Linked DNA regions of Homo sapiens: region 1 is linked to region 2. The links are chromatin loops, found by intact Hi-C in ENCODE. Cell type or tissue: natural killer cell. All regions are shown on one strand. Links, peaks and the distances in the headings refer to the core of each region. The heading gives the core; the rest is flanking DNA. Region 1 overlaps BRD10 (bromodomain containing 10). Region 2 has its middle 8.4 kb from the start of ERMP1.

Region 1 (8,841 bases), core at 1-5,000, 81 kb before region 2:
GAAAGATCACTTTGATTCAGGTAAGCATTAAACTTTTTTTTTAAGTCAACACTGAAGGCACAAAGAGAAGTTTTTGTTTGCTGTGAAGGCAAAAGATAATATGGTCAATGAAATATATTGATTAGGGAAATCTGTTATGTTTTGAAGAAGTAGTGTCCACATCCTTATAAGAAGTTTCTACTAGCCTAGGCAACATAGCGAGACCCCATCTCAACAAAAAAATAAATAAAAATTAGCCAGGCATGGTGGTTGCATCCCTGTAGTCCCAGCTATTCAAGAGGTCGAGATAGGAGTATCACTTGAGGCCAGGAATTTAAGGTTACAGTGAGCTGTCCACTGCTTTCTAGACTGGGCAACAGAGCAAAATGCTGTCTCAAAAAAAAAAAAAAGTTTCTTGGAGTCATTATTACATTTCTAGGAGTTTCAGGAGCCAGTAATTGACTGCAAACTGTAGGCCTGTCATTGCCCATTACAAACCACACACCCTTGATCTGTAATCCCTTTGAAATTGGTTCATGCTCTTCTTTTTATTATTAGTATTTTTGAAGCACTGTATCTGAAATTTACTTTAGAAATAGAATTTGACAAGTTCTTAATATTGTGAAGATTATTTTTTCAGGAATTACCATGGTTGATGGCCTAATGAGACCAGAATGAACACATCATTTTAATAAGGATAAAGGGCTGGATTAGATTACCTGTAATTCATTTCAGTTTATCAGATTACGTTATGTAAATCTAGTTTAATGACTTTCTTTGGTTATGTAGAGGTTAATATGGGCAACAGAGTGGTTAGAAATGCATTAACTTATTGTTTTCCATCTTTGGCAAATTAAGAGTAATGTCTTATAAACCTAGTTTGACCGAATATGAACATAAATTTTTTCACTATAAGGATGAACATCAGTAAAAGCTGGATATTTTTTGTCCTTTAGAGTCTCTAGAAATAGAATAGATTGGAGAACCATCTCTCTATGGTATCAAAATGTTCCTAGCTAGAAAAAGAGAACTAGATTCCTTTGCAAATTAAATTCTGAGCCCTGATTGTTTATTTGGGTATTTCTAATGAAACAGTTTTTTGCACTTACACTGGCAGAAGAATTAGCAGAATTCTTGACCAAAAATTTTGACCAAAAAAATTTTCTCAATAATAGGTTTTTCTTGGGCATGGTTATGATATCTAGATTATCATGTCAAAGATGACCTTACCTTTGTCTTCATCAGTGGTGCTAAGGCTTTTGAATCACCCTGCAGTAGATTTCTTAATACACTGCCAGCTCAAAGATTGACTTTCTTTTTTACAGTTGATGTTATTACTATTTAGTTGCTGTTTTATATAAACAAAATGCCCGTTTTTATAATTTTCAGATGATATGAAGTTGTCAGAAATAGATTTTCCTATGGCTAGAAGCAAGCTGTTGAAAAAGGAATTGCCTTCAAAAGACTTACCGAAGACACTGCTTAAAACACTTAAACGACAGTCCAAACAAACTGATTATGTGGATGACAGCACAAAAGAGCTTTCTCCAAGGAAGAAGGCAAAGTTAAGCACAAATGAGACAACAGTTGAGAATCTAGAAAGTGATGTGCAGATTGACTGTTTCAGTGAATCAAAGCATACAGAGCCATCATTTCCAGAGTCATTTGCCTCATTGGATTCAGTACCAGTGTCTACTCTCCAGAAAGGGACCAAACCCATTCAGGCTTTGCTTGCAAAGAATATTGGGAATAAAGTGACCTTAACAAATCAACTGCCTCCTTCCACAGGTAGAAATGCTCTTGCTGTGGAAAAACCAGTTTTATCTCCTCCGGAAGCAAGCCCGATAAAGCCAGCATTGACCTGCCACACCAATACAAAAGGTCCTTTACAAATGGTATACAAAATGCCCTGTGGCCAGTGGTTGCCAATAGATCTTCAAAATAGCTCTGTAAAGATTCAGGTGCAGCCTATGGTGGATCCTAAAACAGGAGAAAAAATCATGCAGCAAGTTCTTATTCTGCCTAAGAATTTTGTGATTCAGCATAAAGAAGGAAAAGCAGTTGCAAAAGAAGTGCCACCACTTCAACAGAAAGGTACAGAACAACATTGTTCATCTTTCCCACAGACAACAAATATAAATTCTTCTTTAGCATCAGTTTTTGTCAACTCACCAGGAACTGTTTCTACCCAACTACCAAATACAGCTTTCAACAAAACAATTACACCTTTATCAAATATAAGTAGTGCTAGACCACAGCCTTTGTCGCCTGTAACCTCTGTAAGTAACTTATTAACACCATCAGTTAAGACTAGCCAGAGTGAGGCAGGAAAAGCCAAGAATGCAGTTTCAGCAGCCACATTCTCCTTGCCCAGTGCTTCACCGACCATTTCCTCCACAGGTCAGCCTCTGTCATCAACAACAACACTAAATGGGTCTACAAATCCTGGTAGTTCCTTCAACTGTTTTGCACAACAGACTGCTGATTCTTCTGAAGCAAAGCAAGAGCTGAAAACTGTGTGCATAAGAGATTCACAGTCAATTCTTGTTAGGACACGAGGTGGGAACACTGGAGTTGTAAAAGTACAGACCAACCCAGATCAAAATTCACCCAATACTGTATCTTCAAGTTCAGTTTTCACTTTTGCTCCTCAGCTGCAGGCATTTCTGGTGCCAAAATCAACAACTTCTTCCTCTGCTTTTTCACCTGTAGCTGGAACAACTACTACATCTAGTCTTTCACCTTTTAGCCAAACACCAACTTCTGTTTCCATTCCAGCTAGCTTTGCCCCATCCATGGGGAAAAATCTCAAACTTACATTAGGCCACACCACTGGCAGTGGTGATTTGGGCCACGTGATAGATAAAACTTCACACATGCCCTCTTCTCCCTTGAAGTCCTCTATTTGTTCTAGTACTCTACTACCATCAACAACAAGTAGTTCGGTAAGTGTAATTAGCATATCAGCAGCAAATTTTGGACAAAACAATGCAAATATTATTCATACTCCAACTAAACAGCAACAAGTAGATTATATCACAAAAAGTTACCCTGTTACAAGGTCAGAAGCAACAGCAGCAACAAATGGAGATGTAATCAGTGGGACTCCAGTTCAGAAACTTATGCTGGTATCAGCTCCATCTATTCTTTCTTCTGGCAATGGAACTGCAATTAATATGACACCTGCGCTGACATCTACAGGTGTTTCTGCCCAGAAATTAGTTTTTATTAATGCCCCAGTTCCTAGTGGTACATCAACCCCAACTCTTGTTGCAGAATCATTAAAACAAACTCTTCCTCCTCCATTGCATAAAGCATATGTTAAGACTCCAGAGCAACCCCAAATAGTACTGATTCCGTCTACAGTGGGCACACCAATAAAAATAAATTCATCACCAGCTGTGTCTCAGATAAAGGATGTGAAAATTGGACTAAACATAGGTCAAGCAATTGTAAATACTTCAGGCACTGTGCCAGCTATACCATCAATTAACATATTACAAAATGTAACCCCAAAAGGAGAAGACAAAAGTAGCAAGGGCTATATTTTGCCATTGTCAACAAGTGGTAATTCAGTTCCAGTAAGCTCAAATTTTGTGAGTCAGAATATTACCCCTGTTAATGAATCAGTGGTTTCTTCAGCAAGAGCAGTAAATGTGCTTTCAGTTACCGGAGCAAATTTATCTTTGGGTTCCTTTCCAGTGACCTCAGCCTCTGCTTCAGCTGGGGCACAACCTCCTGTTTTAGTCAGTGGAAATGATACCTCTTCAAGAATTATGCCTATTTTGTCAAATAGACTTTGCTCATCAAGTCTCGGAAACACTGTGGCTATATCAACTGTGAAAACAGGACACCTTGCATCATCTGTTCTGATTTCAACTACACAACCAGTAGTGTCTCCTAAATGTTTAACATCAGCTTTGCAAATTCCTGTTACGGTTGCCTTACCTACACCTGCGACTACATCCCCTAAAATAATAAACACAGTTCCACATTCGGCAGCAGTACCAGGAGCCACACGTTCTGTATCTATTTCTAAAAGACAATCTCGGACTTCACTCCAGTTCCATTCACCAGGGATTTCAACTACAGTGCCAACAAATGTAAACACAAATAAACCTCAAACTGAATTGTCGTCCCTTTCAACAAGTCCAGGTAAAATAACTAATACGTCCAATTTTGCTTCTCTGCCAAATCAGCAAGCTTTAGTAAAAACCCCCAGTTACAGTTCTGCTCCAGGTGGCACTACCATTCACACGGCTTCGGCACCATCCAATGTAACTAGTCTAGTCGGGAGTCAGTTCAGTGAACCTTGTATTCAGCAAAAAATAGTCATCAATACCAGTACACCTTTGGCACCTGGTACTCAGATTATGATTAACGGAACCCGGTTTATTGTTCCACCACAAGGTCTTGGAGCTGGCAGCCATGTTCTCCTTATATCTACTAATCCAAAATATGGAGCCCCCTTAGTTCTTAACAGTGGCCAAGGCATTCAATCTACACCAATAGATAACTCTGCCCAGAAGATCACACTAGCATCAAATAATTCCTTAAGTGGCCAACCTCTACAACATCCTCTAAGAAGCCCTACAAAATTTATAAACTCTTTTGGGAATGCAAGTTCTATACCCACAGTACATACATCACCACAACTCATAAACACAACTGCTAAGGTTCCTGTTCCACCTCCTGTACCAACAGTATCACTGACTTCAGTAATTAAGTCTCCAGCTACTCTTTTGGCTAAGACATCTTTGGTTTCTGCCATTTGCCCCAGTAATCCTCCACTGCCAAGTAGCACTTCAGTGTTTCATTTGGACCCACCTGTCAAAAAATTGTTGGTTAGCCCAGAAGGAGCCATTTTGAATACCATAAATACTCCAGCATCTAAGGTTTCTTCACTCTCTCCATCTCTCTCTCAGATTGTTGTATCTGCCAGTCGAAGTCCTGCGTCTGTCTTCCCTGCTTTTCAGTCGTCGGGCTTAGAGAAGCCTGACAGAGCTGCATCTTGAATTTAGACTAAAAGAGCCAGTTTTTAAATAATGGGGCATTGTTTTGACTCCCATAAAAATTTTCAATGTTTATTATACTGTTGAAAGCATACTATACATTGTGTGTGTGTGTGTGTGTGTGTGTGTGTGTGTGTGTGTGTTTTAATGTATCTTTTCATTAGCTTGCAACAAGGCTTTGTTTTCTTGGGGAGGGAAAGATCTGTTCCATTTCACTTACTGTTCTGAGGAGGGTTTCAAGGTTCTGTGTTTAAAGTCAGGATTTACCTGTCTGTAGAACATAAAGTGAACAAAGTTTGAATAGTTTAGAGTAAGCTAGCCTTTTGCACATTTACATTGACATGTTTCTTCTTGAATTTGGACTGTTGCAGCATATCTATGATATGGTATTCAGTGTCATTAGTGAAATCTTATTTTTGTTTCTGTAAAAAAAAAAATACATATATATATTTATGCATTGTGAAAAATGCAGTCCATGATGTAAAATTGTACATATTCCAGAATCCCTAACAACCTGTACTAAATATATGTACAAAGAACTATGCTGTCTTATTTATGTTTTGTTTACATAATGTATAGTTTTTTAAGTATTTTAGTAATTTTGGACCAGTGAACTGTTAGCAACAATGCAGAAGAATCTGCATGTAATAAACTGAGTTGCTGTATTTCTTTGTTTGAATACCATTTTTAACGTGTGTTCTTGTTCCATTGAAAGAATACAGGATGTAATTGAAGACAGTCCTTTACAAGAAAGAATTAAGGGTGGGAAATTTGAATTAGAGCTAGCACTTGTACATGGCTTTCCAGCTTACAAATACTACTTTCACTTAAATCTTGTGTTTCAGAAAATGCCTTTTTTTTTTTTTTTTTTGACTCACCTGTTGCCCAGGCTCGAGTGTAGTGGTGCAGTCTCAGCTCACTGCAACCTCCACCTCCTGAGCTCAAGCCATCCTCCCACCTCAGCCCCCCAAGTATTAGGTTGGTGTGTAAGTAATTGTGGTTTTTTTGCCACTAATGCCACTAATGGCAAAAAAAAAAAAAAAAGCCACTAACGGCAAAAAACCACAATTACTTTCTCACTAACCTAATAGCTGGGACTACGGGCATGGGCCACCATGCCTAATTTTTTAATTTTTTGTAGAGATGGTTTCACCATGTTGCTAGGCTGGTCTTGAACTCCTGGTCTCAAGAGATCCACCTACCTTGGCCTCCCAAAGTGCTGGTATTACAGGCATGAGCCACCGCACCCAAGAATATGCCTCGTTTTAAATAAAAGGTAGCTTTTATATTTATTGGATCTTTATATCCATTATCTTGAGCTACTGAACTGTATACTCATCCTTCCATTTATAATGTTGTTAAACTTCATCACATGAAGTTATTGTTGGGGGTTGGAAATGATATGGAAGCATAGGCCTAAAGATTTCCTTTGAGACTACATCAAAGTGTATTTGTTATCAAAGTGGAGAGGGTAGTGAAAATATTCCTAGAAAGTCACTAAAGGCTCTCAGAAACCGCTATTTATGCTCTAAGTACTTTTCCTAGTCATGTTTATGCTCTACTCAAGTCACTCTCCCCGTTTTTCTGTCAGTTAAGAAAGCCCTGGGGAAGTGGGTGATATTTCAAGTGCATTGCATTGCGCATTGATGGTGCTCAACAAATGGCTGTATTTACCTACTCAGCTTTTAAAACAAAATGACCCAAAACTGTTTGCCTTTTGTCTCAGAAGAATTCTCTTAAGCCATTTTAAGAAACTAATTTACTGAATTACCTATGGCCCAACTTTAATCCCAGTGAAGGACCTAAACTAACCACTAAATCTCTCTCTTTTTTTTGAGACGGGGTCTTCTCTGTTGTCCAGGCTGGAGTGCCATGGTGCTATCTCAGCTCACTGCAACCTCTGCCTCCTGGATTCAAGCAATTCTCCCACCTCAGCCTCCTGAGTAGCTGGGATTACAGGTGTGCACCACCATAGCCCAGATAATTTTTGTATTTTTAGTAGAGATGGGGTTTCACCATATTGGTCAGGCTGGTCTCGAACTCCTGACCTCAGGTGATCCGCCCACCTCAGGTGATCTGCCCACCTTGGCCTCCCAAAGTGCTGGGATTATAGGTGTGAGCCACTGCACCCAGCCACTAAATCTCTTCTAACTCCTAAATCCAAAATTCTAATATGACCTTCATAGCTCTGTGTGATCTGGTGAACCTTCGTACTGAAGTCCCCACTTAAAGTTTTAAAAGCTCTTCAGTCTGTTCCTGCCTACCTCTCCAGCTTCATTTCAACCTGTTCTCCCTCTTGTTCACTGTACTCTAATTTTCTTTTAGTTTCTAGAAAATTCAAGACACTTGAAGGTCTTCCCAGATGTCTTCTTTGACCTAATGTTCCATTACAGGTTCTTATTACGTGTTATGTAACTCCCTGTCCTTGTCATACCTCAGCCAGCATTATTATATTGTGCAGTCACTCAGACTGAGAACAACATAGCACTTCTTCAAAACTATAATTACTTGTTTGAAATTATTTAATTTCAGGAACCTTATCAATCATCATCATTATTGTGCCAGCACCTGGCACACTGTATTCAATGTATATTTGTTGAGTAGGTGGGTGACAAATCTAGATAACCTCTTATTTAAGGTCTAGTTTACTTTTTAAAACTAATGCTCCATTTTTTAAACTAGAAATTCGATTAATGGATTTATATCTTCAAAAACCCAAATTCCTTTGCCTCCAGTTTTGTAGGTCATGTGGATTTCTGAGATCGTGGCTAGAGCACAAAGTTAAATTCCTGAATTCATTGTGTTTAGTGTTATTAAGGGTTCTGTAAAGGGCGTCTATAAAGGCATACATGAAAAGGAAGAAACGTCACCACAATGCCACCTGAAAAGATTCATGATACTGGAGAGTCATGTTTTTATACTTAGTATAGAATTAAGCCATTTGGATATCTGTGTTCTGTATCACCTAAAATACTAAGTTAAAAGATGCTGAAATAGCCTGCCTCCTTCTGGTGTGTTAGCACTTCCCTTTCCTCTCATTTCCTATGGTTTTTCCTGCCCTCACAAAAAGTTTTTCCTTTGTGATTAGTTTTATATATATGTTATATATGTTTTATATATGTTTTATATATAGTGATTAGTTTTATATATACATATATATACACACATATGTATATATACACATACATATATATACACACATACATGTGTAATACTAAATAGCTGAAGTCCTGCTCAAGTCCCAAGTCTCCAATTTTATTGGTGTATTTAATAATTAATTGAAATAGTTTTATGATTAAAGTAGTGATAGCTAGAATATGTACACTAAAATCAGTGGAAATGTTTGCTTGATCCAGTAGATCAACCTAAATTTAGAATTTTTTAACATTAAAAGCTTGAGAAAGTGGCAAATTCTGAAAGAGATCTAAGAAATTTGATAGGGATTTTAGTTAGCCAAAGTTACTAAAACTTAGAAATGATAAACAGTTTACCTGAAGTCATTCCAGAAGTAGTTTTGCCATCATCTGAGCTTATTGGCTTATTGTTACTATAATGTTGTCATCTGCCCCAGTTATTCTTACACATTTATTCAGCAAGCATTTACTATCCACAGCATGGTGCTTGAGGCTTAGAAAAGTTGAAGGGTATAGCATAGTTTAGAAGGTTCTTACAACCTGGAGAGAAAATGTGAATGTGAGAAACATATAGTTAAAAATGTATGAAGAAGTATTAGAGAATCAAATGATGTATGTAATCATCTTAATTACTTTAAGAATGATGCATGTAAAACATTCTTAAAGTAATTATCAAACAAATTCAAGGCATCTACCAGAGTTGTAAATGTATTCTA
Region 2 (9,207 bases), core at 2,137-7,136:
CATGAACATGAGCAGGGGCTGTGTTAGGGGTGCAGAATCCACCCCACCCAACCTCTCCAGACCCAGATCCCCAGGTAGCACCTAAGCACAAACAAGTTCAAGAAGCACTGACTGGCCACATTTGCCCATCCAGGCCTGCCTGACACTCCAAAGTGGCTTCTTCTCTGCCCTTCTCCCTGACCCAAACACTCCGAGGGCCTGAACAACAGTTACACTAATTGCCTCCCTCCTGGAACTTCCCCTTACACCTGTCCATGGTTCTGTGGCCTCAAAAATACTCCTCAGGCCTACTGAGTTCTCCTCAGTCTCCTCACAAAAATACCCAAAGAGCCCTTAGCAAGGCGTGCTCTCCTGAGGCAAGAGTTGACTCCACTGTCTGCTCTAAGAGGGCACCCTACAACCTCTCTTTGGTGTGATCAAGGAGAACCAATTTGAGTGGTTTCTTTTCTTCACTAGAGAATCTGTGGCAGAAATAACAAAAGACACTGGTAGCAAATGGAAGGGAGTGATGAGGTGGAGTGCAGTTAATCCACAGGCTGGAAGAACTCCAGATAATCTATCGATCGATCAATCAATCAATCAATCAGGAGTTAGTTTTGTGAAAGAAAAAGAGAAGATAACTTGAATAAGTTATTCTCTCTCTCTCTTCATCCTCCTCCCCACTCCCTCAAACTTTAAGAAAGTTACTTTTAATATTATTATTATTTTGAAATGGGGTCTTGCTATGTTGCCCAGGCTGGTCTTGAACTCCTGGTTTCAAGTGATCCTCCCGCCTTGGCCTCCCAAGTAGCTGGGATTATAGGCACAAGCAAAAACACCTGACAAGAAACTTCCTTTTAAGAGCACAGATAATTTGTCAAATCCTCTCAGAGTCACAGGTCAGGGGCATTAAAACTTTAAGAAGAAACAATGATTTATAAAAAAATTAAACCACCACCACCACAACAACAAAAAAAAAAAACACTGAAAGTTTCCCAATGGAAACAAAAACAAAACACGATGATTCAAGTTTTAGGCTCGACAAATGCAAGTTTAAGTTTCAAAGGCCCTATACTGCCCCAAGGAAGAGCTGGCGGGGGTGGGGGGACATTTTCCCCTGTTCGCTTTGGCAGGAAACCAAGCTAAACTACCAGAGGGGCCAGGACACATCCTGCCCTCTGAAGAAAACCACAAGGCTGACATGCTCAAAGCAGCCATAATTTTTGGTAGACCAGTTGGGAAGAATGTGGTATTTGTTGACTTTTGTTTCTGTAGCAGATGGTGACTTTAGAAGACCTGAGGTTCACAACCAGAAAACTTGACTGTCAACTGGAAATATATTTATGGTTTCCTGCAAGGCTGATAAAGTTGAAAAATCCACCCATATATAAACAAAAAGGGGATGAGGAGGGGTGCAGGAGGTATGCCCAGGCTTCTTCCAGAGGAGTTCCTGCTCTTCTGACCAAGCGGCTCCTTGACAGTTCTCCGCAAAGGTGACGGCAGAAGTTTCTCTTTAGTTCTCACAAAGATTGACTGTAATCTTCTCTGCTAGGGCCAGGCGTGGTGGCTCACGCCTGTAATCCCAGCACTTTGGGAGGCCAAGGAGGGTGGGTCACTTGAGCCTAGGGGTTTGAGACCAGCCTGGAAACATGGCAAAACACCATCTCTACTAAAAATACAAAAATTAGCCAGGCATGGTGGTACATGCCTATAATAAGAGCTACTCAGAAGGCTGAGGCACAAGAATCACTTGAACCTGGGAGACAGAGGTTGCAGTGAACTGAAATCGCATCACTGCACTATAGTCTGGGGTGACAGAGCAAGACTCTGTCTTGAAACAAACGAACAAACAAACAAAAAAACACAAAATCTTCTCTGCTAGGCAGCCTGTGGCTACTTGGCCACTTACATCTGAGTCTGGGCAGAAAGAGCTGGAAGGCTGCAGGAAGGAAGTCTCAGGATGTAGGATGTTAGTGTTTTCCAGGACAGGGTGTCTAATTTTAAGAGGAAAGATTTTTTTCCTTACCCCTGGTAAGGAAATGTATGTTTGATTGTAGGTCTGACTGAGATTCTTCTCCCGGAAATGCCATCATACTTCACAGAACATTACCCCTCAAATTAAGTCTGTGCCGGTATTGGCCAGGGGGTGGAGGAGTGCTCGTTATTTTCCATAGCCACGGTTCCAGGATGCACTGCTCTTCCCATCCTTCCTCCCCCCAGGACACACAAGAAGAGTAAATACAGCTGCATATCCCCAGGCTTGGTCTAAAATCCAGGAGGGCTGTAACTCTGCCTTTGAGTTTTACAACCCCGGTGTGTGCAACACTGTCCGTGGTAGGGGATGGGGATGAGAGAGAAGACTCCATTTCAGAACATTTGTTGTAGCAGAGATCTTCGGCTCTGCATCAGCAAAAACTTCAGAAAGCGTTCTGCTACTTATTCACTGTTCCTGCAAAATAAACAAAGCAGTGGCTAGAAGCGGGGAGGGGGGCATTTGACAAGACTGACCTCTCAACTAAGAAGGAGAGAAGAAAGAGACTTGACTGGCTAGCTACATCTGATACATTCTAGCACTATAAACTTTCCCCCAAATCTGGAGATAAGAATCTCATGAATAACCTGATCCCCACTCAGGGAAATATTTTATCTTTAATCAAGTATGTCCTTGAGGGCTTAAAGGTGAGGGCTCAGAGGCTTCAAACTGGCAGCAGGTGGGTGGAATCCAGTTTACACACCTATTTTCTTTGGCACACAAAATGTTCTTCTCTTTTTAAATTTGTTTCCAACATTAACAGAGCAGAAGGTTTCACATAAATATCTGAGTTTCTGTCATTTCTTGAAAAAATAGCAGATTTGGCTGTGCTGAGCCCCAAATTCCGCAGAGCTATGGTTACTGTTACTGATTTAGGTGGAGCCAGGGTTCTAGTTCACGCCAGTCCTTACCACTCCTTCTAACCTTAACCTGACCTGTTTTATTCTATCACCTTATCTGCCCATGTCAGGAAATGGTTGGTAAATGCTCTTTTCTGTTCCCTAAATAAGTCCCAATTACCTTGCTGACATAATAGCACTTTTGAATAACAAGTCTGTTTGTCACTTGGCTTTTTGTATCTGAATCTCTTAATTTGGGCTCACAACTTTGTGGAGCTTCTTAAAGATTAGCCTTATCTCTGGCTAGGATATTAGAATCATGAAGGAATCTGAGAGGGAAAAGGCTTTTAAAACTTTAGGCTATGAATTAAGCGATTTCCTTAGCCTTTTCTAAAGAATCAGCATCTCTGCTACAGATCTGTTTATTGATTTTCTTTAAAAAACGGAGATCAGAAATCCTGATTTAGTACTTTGAATTGCTTGGAAGTAAGAGGCTACTGAAATCCAAGGCACTTATTATCATCACAATTTATAACAGCAACAGAGTAGCAAATGGCTTACTGAAAGTGAACTTGGGGAGGCATTTGTCTCTGGAATTAAGACTTCTTTTTATAGTCTACTTGCTACAGTCAGCTGTGAATAATATACAATTAATAAGTTTGTTTCTGATTGAGGTGAAATTTACATAATATAAAATTGTTTTAAAAGTGAACAACTTTGTGGCATTTAGTACTTTATAATGTTGTGCAAACCACAGCTATCTAGTTCCAAAACATTTTCTTTTTTTCTTTTTTCTTTTCTTTCTTTTTTTTTTTTTTTTGAGACAGTCTCGTTCTGCCTGTCACCCAGGCTGGAGTGCAGTTGAGAGGTGAAGCCGGTTGGGCTTCTGGGTCTGGTGGGGACTTGGAGAACTTCTCTGTCTAGCTAAAGGATTGTAAACACACCAACCAGTGCTCTGTGTCTAGCTAAAGATTTGTAAATGCACCAATCATCACTCTGTAAAAACGGACCAATCAGCACTCTGTAAAATGGACCAATCAGCAGGATGTGGGCGGGGCCAAGTAAGGGAATAAAAGCTGGCCACCCCAGCCAGCAGCTGCAACCTGCTCCAGTCCCCTTGCACTGTGTGGAGGCTTTGTTCTTTCTGTTTTCACAATAAATCTTGCTGCTGCTCACTCTTTGGGTCCGCACTACCTTTATATGCTGTAACGCTCACTGTGAAGGTCTGTGTCTGCAGCTTTACTCCTGAAGTCAGCAAGACCATGAACCCACCAGGAGGAAAAAACAACTCCGGATGCGCCACCTTTAAGAGCTGTAACACTCACTGCGAAGATATGTGGTTTCACTCCTGAAGTCAAGTGAGACCACAAACCCACCACAAGGAAGAAACTCCAGACACACCATCTTTAAGAACTGTCACACTCACCGCGAGGGTCCACAGCTTCATTCTTGAAGTCAGCGAGACCAAGAACTCACCTGAAGGAACCAGTTCCGGACACACATTGGCGCAATCTTGGCTCACTGCAGCCTCTGCCTCCCGGGTTCAAGTGATTCTTGTGCCTCAGCCTCCTGAGTAGCTGGGATTACAGGCACGTGCCACCATGCCCAGCTGCATGTTTTAGTGGAGACAGGTTTCACTATGTTGGCGAGGCTGGTCTTGATCTCCTGACCTCAAGTGATCCACTGGCCTCAGCCTCCCAAAGTGTTGGGATTACAGGTATGAGCCACCACACCTGGCCCCAAAACATTTTCTTCACCCAGAAAGGAAACCCCATACCTTTTAAGCAGTTGATTCCATTCTCGCCTCTGCCCTGTCCGTTCTAACCACCAACCTGTGTTCTGCCTCTATGCAGTTACCTATTCTGGATATTTTAAATGAGTGGAATCAGATAATATGTGACCTGCTGTGTCTGGTGTCTTCCACTTAGCACAATGTTTTCAAGGCTCATCCCATTATAGTACGTATCAGTACTTCATTCCTTTTTGTAGCTGAATCATATTGTGAACAAGTTTTTATAATTTTTTAAAAATAGAGAACCTATTCTTGGTACTTCTGGCTTTCTGCTTATGGATTGCTAATGTACCAAGGGGAACTAAAGACTTGAGATGAGAAAGGATAACAGGTTTTTTTACACCGCCTTTCACAAGAAGGAACTAATAAAGAGGTACATACCTGCAAGGGTATGAATGTTACATTCCTACGGGTAGGGAGAGCAGAACAGTAACACTTAACAATTAAAAAGTTGCCCTTTAAGTAAAATATAAATCAAGTTCGCCTCAGGCTCATGTGACAAGTTGCCTTTCATCAACTTTAAATTAGGTTGCTATGAAAGAACTTGGCTAAGCATTTTCTATTGCCTTTCATCCACCTAGCCAACTACAGAGCAGAGGAGTGATTGGCCTCTGTAATGCCATGCAAATGAAGGTTTTAATGCCATGCAAATGAAGGTTCCAACCACAGAATAATAGCAACAGCTGGCACAGGTCTCCTGATCTAGGGCCTCAGGACAACCCTATTAACCCCACTTCTCAGATGAAGAAACGGGCATAACAAAATTAAGTCATTCGTTGGAGGATACACCGCAGGTTACAGAAGAACATACTGGAGTGCTTTCAGCGCAGCACCCATGCTCTGAACTGCGGCATCGTACTGCCTCTTGCATCCCTATTTTCCAATGTGGTGTGGCAAGGTGCTATGCAGTCTTTCTGGCCCTGGGGGCCGGGGAGGGGCAGTGGGCATGGGTAGGGAGGGAGAAGATGGCAGTGCAGACCTGACATTCATAAAGCTGCAGGAGGGGTGATCTGGCCCAGGATCATCACAGTTGGCCTACATCCTTCTTGGACATGTGAACCCTTGGCTATGGCATGATTTACCATTTTAGCTTATGTAGGAATCACAGATTACAGGATCCTACCTCTAGAGTTGGATGCAGTAGACTCTCCCTCCCTCCCAACCTTCCTCCCTTCCTCCCTTCCTTCCGTTCTCTCTTCTCTCTCTCTCTTTCTTTCTTTTTTGACGAAGTCTCACTCTGTCACCCAGGCTGGAATGCAGTGGTGTCATCACAGCTCGCTGCAATCTCAGCTTCCCAGGTTCGAGTGATTCTCCTGCCTCAGCCTCTTGAGTAGCTGGAATTACAGGCCTGCGCCACCACGCCTGGTTAATTTCTGTATTTTTAGTAGAGACGGGGTTTCACCATGTTGGCCAGGTTGGTCACAAACTCCTGACCTCAAGTGATTCGCCCACCTCAGCCTCCCAAAGTGCTGAGATTACAGGCGTGAGCCACCGTGCCCGGCCTAGACTTTCTGCTTATGGATTGCTAATGTACCAAGTAGGTGGGTAGGACACAGGAGGATGATTTTTTTAGCAAGTCCTCATGTGATTCTCATATTACATGGTCCTCAGACCACACTTTGAGAGATATTTGCCATTTTCCTACAAGATCCATTGTTGTCTCTTTTCTCCTTTGGGCATCTTGGAAAGCAGCAGCTGCAGAGGCTATTTTAGGCCAGTAAAGACCTGAAGAAGGTCATGCAGCCCGAAAGCCAAGTGAAACCGTTCCAGGACACAGCCTGCAAGAGGGCTTCAGGGGGCTGCAGGAGGAGATAGCTACGTAGAGGGGGGCTCAGGAAGTGCTGGGGGTCTCCAGGTGCGCACACCTAGATGTGCTGAGCTCTGGCAATGTAAACTCTCATTAATGTTTTAGTTCACTAAAACAATCGAGTTTCAGCATGGAGCAAATTCACATGAGTCAGTGACTCTCATTCCCAAACTGCTGAGTCACCTCCTGTGTCCTAACTCACCTGCCACTGCAGCCCAGTGGAGAAAGTCAAACAGAGCCCTGGGTGTGTGACCCTCAAATAAATCCCTAGAGACTTCCGGGTTCATGGGTTCTTCTCCTATTGTATGAGGAATGTGCTATGAAGGAGGGAAAAGTAAATTCAAAATCCAAAGCCATTAAAAAGTATATGCACCAATTCTTCTCCCAGGTCACAGACTGAATTTAAAGAACAATGATTAAGTGAAAATTCTCTCAGTTTTTTTTAATTGGTTCAGCAATTGATTAATTACTGAATCTTGACCCTAAACTTTTTAGTCTAGAAATGTGCTTGAGGAATACAGGCTGGAGATCAGCTTTTTGACATTGCATTCCCCTCCTGGATCACATCCATGTTGGAATCAATTTATAAACTGCCTTCCTAAGGCTTAAAATGATGGTGATCTACAGACAAGTGCCTTCCTAGGCACAGGGTTGCTGGAGACTGATGCCAGGCCCATGGCTCTTAAAGGGAACACTGAACTCATGGCAGAAATGGTGGAAAGTAGAGAAATGAATAGAGGGGGAAAATCACCCAGAGATAACCACTGTTATTGCTTTAGTGTTCTTTCCTTTCTTTTATTTACTATTCACTAGTATATTCTTATCTATTTCCATTTTGTGTCTTTTTTTTTTGTTTCTCTTAATATTTATAATGTGAGCATTTCCCTCACGTTATTAAACAGACTTTGGTAAAGTTGTGTTTAATAATATATGACGTTCCAAACTCTGAATGTACTATAATTTATTTAACTCTTATTTTTATATGCTTAAGTCATTTCCATATATTTGATTTTTACAGATGAGTATCCTTTTGCATTTTTTGAAATCACACCTTTGATAGATGTCTACATATGAAATTACTACATCAAAAACCATGAATTCTTCTTCTTCTTCTTTTTTTTTTTTGATACAGGGTTTTGCCCTGTCGCCCAGGCTGGAGTGCAGTGGCGCTATGGCAGCCTTGACCTCCTGGAAGCGATCCTCTCACCTCAGTCTCCCTAGTAGACGGGAGTATAGACATGCACCACCACACCCAGCTAATTTTTTTGGTATTTTTTGTAGAGATGGGGTCTTGCTATGTTGCCCAGGCTGGTCTCAAACTCCTGGACTCAAGTGATTCACCCCCCTCGACCTTCCGAAGTGCTGGAGTTATAGGCATGAGCTACTGCACCCTGCCTGTGAATTCTTTTAAGGCTCCTGGTACATCTTCCATAATTGCTTTCCAGAAAGGTCTTTTCAATATGTAGTCCTCCAGCATCACACAAAAGTGCCTAGAAATAAAATGTTTGCCAAATGTGCATATTATAATTTTAAAAAATAGCTTTTTTCTTTTTTTTTGGAGACACAGTCTCGTTCTATAATCCAGGCTGGAGGGCAGTGCGTGATGTTGGCTCACTGCAAGTCCTGGCCCATGTGCCTTTTGGAATGCCCTTTCTTGCCTCCCACCTCAGCCTCCTGAGTACAGGTGCATGCCACCACACTCAGCTAATATTTTTAGTAGAGATGGGGTTTTACCATGTTTCCCAGGCTGCTCTCGAATTCCTGGCCTCAAGTTATCTGCCTGCCTCAGCCTCCCAAAGTGCTGGGATTATAGGCTGAGCTACTGTGCCCAGTGAAAAAATGCTTTTTCAATGTGATAAAAATGGTCCACATTTTCACATGCATTCCTTTGCTACAAAAAGTGAATGGTTTACATGTTTTTCTATTGAGGCGTTGATATTTTTCTTACCGATTTTTGTGCACGCATGCATATACACACACACACGAACAGAAAGAGTGAGAAAGAATAATGTATATAACACATATTATCCCCTTTTTGAAAAACGTTTTTTGAAAATCATGTCCTCCATTTGTCATTTGACTTTTCATCTTTTTGGTGACTGTTTTTGATGTATAGAAGTTTTTAATTTTGTGTAGCCAATATGTGATTTTTCCCTTTATGATATCTTCCACTTGTCTTTTGATTAAAGAGTCCTTGTACTTTTGAGTCTTGATTATTATAAATATTTAATTATATTCATCTTATTTTTGTACTAGTTAAAAAGTTGTTGATATTTGATTCTGAATTGTACTTGAATATTGTGGGTGTGTGTGGATGTGTGTGTAATATGGTATGAGGTTCTAATTTGATTTTTTTCCCCTAAAGAACCAATTGGCCAGGTGCAGTGGCACACCTATAGTACCAGTTACTTGGGAGGCTAAGGCAGCAGTATTGCTTGAGGTCAGGAGTTCAAGTCCAGCCTAGGCAACATAGTTAGAACCTGTCTCTAAAAAAAGAGAAAATAACCAATCGTCTCAACCCCATTTGTTTCAGAAAGGCTTTTAAGATGAATATAGAGTATTCCAGAATCAGAGAATCTCTTTTCTACTAGGCCATGGAAAAAAGGTAAACTGACATAGTGGCTTCAGCTAGCAATGCAGCCAGGCTTGTTCTCTAACTTCTCTGTGCCTACCTAGATACAGGGACGTAGAAAACACAGGGGACCAGCCCAGAATTTGAGGGGGGGTTAAAAGTAGAGTGCAATTACCCTCTCCCTAG

The links. A loop is a pair of places that touch in the nucleus more often than their neighbours do. Peaks named below come from ENCODE experiments on the same cell type or tissue, not always from the same donor. Only the 100,000 strongest peaks of a DNase experiment are listed, where the experiment ranks them.
Region 1: a loop joins it to region 2, with 2.8 times the contacts of the local background. A loop is called at or near these places in 2 of 110 quality-filtered maps.

What each region holds. Positions count from the first base shown.
Region 1 is chr9:5,915,837-5,924,677 of GRCh38, reverse strand. BRD10 (bromodomain containing 10) reads left to right here. Exons shown (of 8, transcript NM_001017969.3): 7 at 1-20; 8 at 1,369-5,656. The coding sequence ends at 4,994. Among named protein-coding and RNA genes, the nearest start is that of MLANA, 29 kb to the right of the region's middle. In natural killer cell, for the core only: no CTCF peak of the experiment used is centred there; no DNase peak of the experiment used is centred there; H3K27ac peaks cover 1,398 bases.
Region 2 is chr9:5,836,898-5,846,104 of GRCh38, reverse strand. It overlaps a transcript of ERMP1 not described here. Among named protein-coding and RNA genes, the nearest start is that of ERMP1, 8.4 kb to the right of the region's middle. RefSeq lists enhancers at 1,223-1,342, 1,473-1,592, 4,201-4,350, 6,555-6,699, 6,522-6,816 and cis regulatory regions at 6,632-6,642, 6,323-6,912. In natural killer cell, for the core only: no CTCF peak of the experiment used is centred there; DNase peaks (open chromatin) are centred at 4,154 and 4,654; H3K27ac peaks cover 2,410 bases.